Linked DNA regions of Homo sapiens: region 1 is linked to region 2. The links are chromatin contacts, found by Hi-C or POLR2A ChIA-PET in ENCODE. All regions are on one chromosome and are shown on one strand. Each heading gives the region's core, a stretch centred on a gene start or an enhancer-like site at or near the end of the contact. The rest is flanking DNA. Distances are from core to core; before and after follow the strand shown. Region 1 holds the start of SCREEM1 (SNAI1 cis-regulatory eRNA expressed in monocytes 1). Region 2 overlaps SLC9A8 (solute carrier family 9 member A8).

The links. Hi-C counts contacts between places; a loop is a spot of excess contacts on that map. ChIA-PET counts read pairs that join two places held with the same protein, here RNA polymerase II (POLR2A).
Region 1: a loop to region 2 is called in a map of ascending aorta, with 1.9 times the contacts of the local background. The contact joins the promoter of SCREEM1 here to the enhancer-like site in region 2. A Hi-C loop is called at or near these places in 1 of 168 maps with a recorded cell type or tissue (ascending aorta). POLR2A ChIA-PET finds 5 or more read pairs at or near these places in 1 of 52 experiments (naive thymus-derived CD8-positive, alpha-beta T cell).

The regions. Positions count from the first base shown.
Region 1 is chr20:50,028,880-50,031,837 of GRCh38, reverse strand. It overlaps SCREEM1 (SNAI1 cis-regulatory eRNA expressed in monocytes 1), which reads left to right and starts at 1,361. Exons shown (of 3, transcript XR_936829.1): 1 at 1,361-1,486; 2 at 1,846-2,124; 3 at 2,397-2,747. RefSeq lists enhancers at 1,146-1,983, 2,823-2,958.
Region 2 is chr20:49,866,131-49,869,201 of GRCh38, reverse strand. All of the region lies in intron 10 of SLC9A8 (solute carrier family 9 member A8), which reads right to left. Among named protein-coding and RNA genes, the nearest start is that of MIR12122, 3.8 kb to the right of the region's middle. RefSeq lists enhancers at 1,053-1,102, 1,343-1,452. Within about 2 kb of position 1,266, at least 2 of the 41 ENCODE cell types and tissues checked have a DNase peak (open chromatin) inside an H3K27ac peak, as active enhancers do.

The DNA.
Region 1 (2,958 bases), core at 112-2,611, 160 kb before region 2:
AAACAACACTCCACACACACGTCCAGGCACCTGCCAAAAAAAGACGTGACACACACAGACCTGCTCCTATACAGTCACACCAAATTCCAGACACACAACACACACCCACAATACACTGCAGATACCCACAGGCACCTACAAATACAGAAGCACTAACTGCCTGAATCAGAGACACATAATGCAGGTGCATGGATGGGCGCACACAGACACACAGGGATGCACAACACCACACGCGGACCCACATGCATCTGTCCACATCACAGACACACACTCACACGCGTACCCCCTATCCAAGGCCATCCAGCTGGCCCCACACCCCAGGAGGACCGTGGAGAGCTCTGTCCCTCTTGCTCTCTCCCACCTGGCTTTAACCTCCTCCAAGCCATGTCCCCACACACCCCATCTTCCCTACTGCTCCCCTTGGCTGCCACACTGGCCTCCTGGCCAGTCCTGGAACACACTAGGCACATTCCAGCCTCAGGCCTTTGTACTTGCTGTTCTCTCTGCCTAGAATGCTTTTCTTGACCCCTTGATATCTGTGTGCCTCCCTCCCTCAGCTCCTTCCCGACTCTGCTCAAGACTGTCATCTTGGCTGGCTGCGGTGGCTCACATCTGTAATCCCAGCACTTTGGGAGGCCGAGGCGGGTGGATCACTTAAGGTCAGGAGTTCAAGACCAGCCTGGCCAACATGGTGAAACCCCATCTCTACTAAAAATACAAAAATTAACCGGGTGTGGTGGCACGCACCTGTAATCCCAGCTACTCCGGAGGCTGAAGCAGGAGAATCACTTGAACTCGGGAGGCAGAGGTTGCAGTGAGCCGAGATTGCAACACTGCACTGCAGCCTGGGTGACAGAGTGAGACTCCATCTCAAAAAAAAAAAAAAAAAAAAAGACTGTCATCTTGCCAGTGAGGCTGCGGCTGCTCCTGACCCTGCTCCCCGCACTGTGAACGCAGCCTGCGCCTCGCTCCTTCTGTGGCTCTCTGCTTTGATGCTGCTGCTGCTGTTCTCAGCTCTTACCACTACCTGATATTTATCAGTTGCTGGTCTCCCCATGAACGCCCTGGGGCAGAGGTCTCATTTCATCCAAAGTTGTAACTCCATGCAGTGAGCCGAGATCGCGCCACTGCACTCCAGCCTAGGCAACAGAGTGAGTGAGATTCCGTCACAAAATAAATAAATAAATAAATAAATAAACAAAGTTGTGACCCGAGCATCTGGAAGACTGCCTGGCACACAGGGGTGGTCAGTAAGTATCTGCTGAATGAATAAACACAATAGAATAGAAAGGATTGGTAGGTTCTAGAACAGACCAGAACACACAATAGAACAGAAACAATGCAATGGAATAGACAAGCTACACCACAACAGCCCAGTATAACCCATCAAAGCCAGGCTGATGCTCAGGGCTTCAACAGAATTGGGCAGAACAGCCACGAACCCCCTCCTAAAACTACGATCTGGACCTCAGCAGACACCATCAGGGTGGGTGGCCACGAACTGCATCTGGACAGGGGTCTTCCCACGCCCCTCTCCCCCGGCTATCCTGGGCTGAGAGCTTTTCCGCCTGCTCTGTCCCTGTTCCTGCCCAGCCGAACAGGTCAGGGGTGGTTTCTGGTCTGGACACCGGGGCTCTGGCTCCTGTCTGGGGTGATTCCTGCTGAGTCACTGGCCACAGTTCTGGCCAGGCTCCCACGGGCCTGATTATGTTGGAGGTTGGGGGACCATGGCCAAGGGATGAGGCACTCAGCCTACGGGTGCGTGGGGTGAGGGTGGTGCTGGGCTGGCCACAGGCTGCTTCTCTCCGTCACTGGTGGCTTTTACTTCACCTTTCCCATGGCCAGATGATGACAGAGAACACTCTCTCCACCAGGCCTGACCAAAGGTCTGGCTAGGCTGATGGTTACGAAAGAGAGGGAGAAAGAGAAGAGACTTAGGGGACCCCTCCCCCGCAAGCAATCCTCCACGGGGAAGGCTGGCCGTGGGAAGCTGTCCCTACCCAGTGCAGACTCGAGTCTGGCTTGAGAGCCCTGGCCCACCTCTGGACAGGGTCCTGATCCAAGGCTGGCGCTTCATCTCAGGGCAGGGGCAAGGTGGGGGGACCCTGCCTGTCTGCCTGGAAGGTCAGTTCTCGCCCTAACCCCACCTGGAACTTGACCATGTCTCTGCAGCCCCTCTGCTCAGGACCCTCCAGGGGCTCAAGGCAAAAGCCACATCCTCCTCATTGCCTGCCCCACCTGCCCGCCCCGTCCCCTTGCTGGCCTCACCTCCTGGCCTCGCCCACTCTGCTCCCACCCGACTGGCCTCCTGCCTGCTCCTTGACTCTGCCCACCACACCCCTGCCTCAGGGCCTTCACACTGGCTGTTCCCTCTGCCTGGAACTCTCTCTCCGCAGACACCCACATGGCTTCCTTCGATTCGTCCTGCAGATCTCCCTGGCATCACTTTCTGAGACACCGTACTCAACCCCCTCCAACAGGGAAAGCCCCCGCGCTATGTCCTGACTCCCCCAGCTGCGCCTGGCTCCCCCACCTGTGCCTGGCTCCTCCAGAGACACCTGTTCCAGCCCAGTGTGCGGTGTGCTCATTGTGCCATCTCCTTGGGTGGAGTGATGGCTCCATGAGGGCAGGCAGGTTGTCTACTCTGTTCACTGTTTAAAGCAGGGCCCTGCCCGAAGGAGGTGCGCAATACCTTCCGGGCAAATAAATGAATGAATGGATGAACTAAAGGAATTGGGAGGGGGAGTAGGAAGAGCACACTTAAAGCTCAGGCAGGTGCCGGGCGTGGTGGCTCACGCCTGTAATCCCAGCATTTTGGGAGGCTGAGGCGGGCGGATCACGAGGTCAGGAGATGGAGACCATCCTGGCTAACACAGTGAAACCCCGTCTCTACTAAAAAAATACAAAAAATTAGCCGGGCATGGTGGCGGGTGCCTATAGTCCCAGCTACTTGGGAGG
Region 2 (3,071 bases), core at 17-2,516:
TGATTAATCTTGCAAACTCATCCTTCAAGCCCAAAGTCCCCTCCTCTGTGACTCACCTTGACAGAGTGTCACTCTCTCCCATCCCCTGCAAGCCCAGTGTTCGCTAACTGCTCTGCCTAAGTGGGGTCTATTCATCTTTGAATCTTTAGTGTCAGAGGCCAAAGTGGCCCTCAAAACTGGCTTGACTGAACAATAAAAATAGTTAACATGGATACAGTCAGAACAAATATTCTGAGAATAGCTAACGCTTGCTGAGTTATAATTAGGGAGACTGTTTGATTTGCTGTGGATACCAGGACATTTTTTAGAATAAACGGGGATATTATTAATTCATCATATTGAGACAGAGGGCAAACCAGGACTTCTGGCCACCCCAGCAGTGGCACAGATGCCCCATCAGGACTCTCACTTGCATCGCTCCCCACTCCTCAGCAAAGGCGTCAGGCTGGCCCTTTTGTCTATTTTATAATGAGGAAGTAGAGCATGGGGTGGTTAAGTCTGTAATCTGAGGTTACACAGCCAATAAGAGGTGGAGCTGGGATTCAAATCCAAGTCTGTCTGTTATCCAGCCCCAGTCCTTAGCAACTGTGTTCCCTACATGTGGATTTAGGTAAATAATTCCCACTTCCTAGGAAGAGAATGTCCTGCTCCATGGTCTTGGGAACCACTTGAGATCAGTCCTTTGTGATAGTCAGGAAAAGGGGAGCACACAAAGGAAGGTGAAGACAGCAGAAACCACCCTTTCCATCTGTGCTTTCACAGTGCAATGTGGGGCGTCCACACACCACACAGGGCCATCCTGCCCCTCTCTGAAAACCCTGCGTGACAAATACCCAAAAGGCAAAGTGCGGACAGAGCAGGTTCCCTCACCCAGAGGCAGATCTGGTGTTCCTGGCTTGCACTGCTGTGTGTGGAGCAAGGTCCCTAAGGAAATGAAACCCCTCTCAACAGGAAACACTGCCAGTCTGAAAAGAAGGTAAGAAAAACACTCCCTTATTTTAATCACAGATTCCAAACAGATGCATGAAACACATCTTTGCCAACAGGTACTCAATGATCTTCTCAAGGGGGTAGAGGAACAATTTAGAAAAACAGATGTAAAAATAGCTAGGCTAGAGCCGAATGACTCACAGGTAACGTTTTTGTAAGTGCCAACATTCAGTAAAGAAAGGGAACCTCATGGCAGACACCAGGATGGAATTACCCTGGTGAACTGGTCTGCGATGAAAAACAAAACCCTGAAAATGGTGAGTCCACTCTGCTTCCTCCTTGTGCTGCTCATGCAGCACCCAAGTGTGACTCCGGATAGCGACTGGGTAGAAAAGTTCTGTCAACTGAGTCACTAGAGACCACTGGGCCTTCAGCTTTGCGTCTGAAGAAATTACTGCTACACAGAACACTGTCCTGCTCTACATAACTAGAAAACCTGATACAAGATATGAAACAAAACTATTTTCTGACATGGGACAAAAGATAGGGTAGGACTGTGATTCCTGCCGGAAGGGAGACAAAGGTGGCCACTCTTTCCCTAGGCCCCCTGCTGAGCTGACTGCCTGAGGCTGAGGCTTTAAGAGGGCTGTCCTGTTGAGTCGGGGAAGCTGCACAGAAAGAGAGCTCTTGGACATCTACTGTAAAGTCCCCTTGAGTCTTTGACTGATACTGATCAGTAAATATGTCGGATGAAACAAGAAGCTGGGGAAAGAACCATTAAAAAGAAGTAGGCTGAACAATTCCAGAAGCTGACATGGGTGGGAATAGTTTGCGTTCCCACCAGCCAGAGTGGAGTGAGCTCACGGTACCTGAGACACCTTAGTTAGGGCCCTGCTACTCTGCACCAGCCCTAAAAAAGTTTAAATGTAAGCCTCAAGAAGGATTAAACTGATGTCAAGAGACTTAGATACGTGCCAGAAGAAAAGTCCAGAAATAACACACACACACAAAAAAAATTGTTTTTAAAAGAAAAGTCCAGAACTCCGTAAAGGAATACAATAAAATCTTGTGCTCAACAACATAAAACTTCACAATGACTGACATCCAATCAAAACTTAATAACAAGCAAAGAGCAAGAAAATGTGACCTATAAGCACAAGAAAAATCAACAACAAAACAGACCTACAGTTGACAGAGATGACGGAATTAGCAAACAAGGACATTAAAACAGCTATCAGAAATTTCTATGTTTCATATGCTCCAGAATATAGAAGAAAACATGAACATGATGAAGAGAGAAATGGAAGAAATGAAAATAACCTAAAGGGATCTGCTGTAGATGAATTATAAAATATGTAAATGAGAAATACGCTGGGTAGGATTAGCAGGAGATTCCACATGGCAGAAGATCAGTGACTTTGAAGATACGGCAACAGGAAATAACCAAAATTAAGCACATAGGGAAAAAAAGAAAAAAAGGCAAAGCATATTGTGGGCCAATAGCATGCTACCTCTCATAACTGGAGTAAACTGAAGTCTCAAGGGGAAGAGGAAGGCGGAACAAAAAAATATTGATAAAGAAATGGGCAAAAGCTTACCAAATTTGATGAAAGCTATAAACTCATATAAACTATAAACCCAAAAAACTCAATGAACCCAAGGCGAATATAAAAATAACCACACCAAAGCACATCTAAATGCAGTTGCTACACACCTATCAGGACAGCTAAACTTTTTTAAATTAAAATAAGTGTGGTGGCAATATGAAGCAACTGGCACTCTCTCATACATTCTGAGGAATGTAAAATGATACAGTCACTTCGAAAAACACTAGGCAGTTTCTAAAAAAGTAAAAATGTACTTACCATATGACCTAGCAGCCTTAATCCTAGGTATTTACCCAAGATAAATGAAAACACATGCACACTGTTCTTAGCCCAAATCTGGAAAACCCCAAATGCCCTTCAAATGATGAACAGACAAACTGTGGTGCAATAAGAACGATAAACTACTGCCACACGCAAAAACACGGATGTCTCTCAAAAACGTAACTGAAAGAGAGGAGACACAAAAGACTACGTACCACATGATTTCATTTAAACTACAATGACAGTGCAGGATCAGTGGGTGCCAGGGCTCAG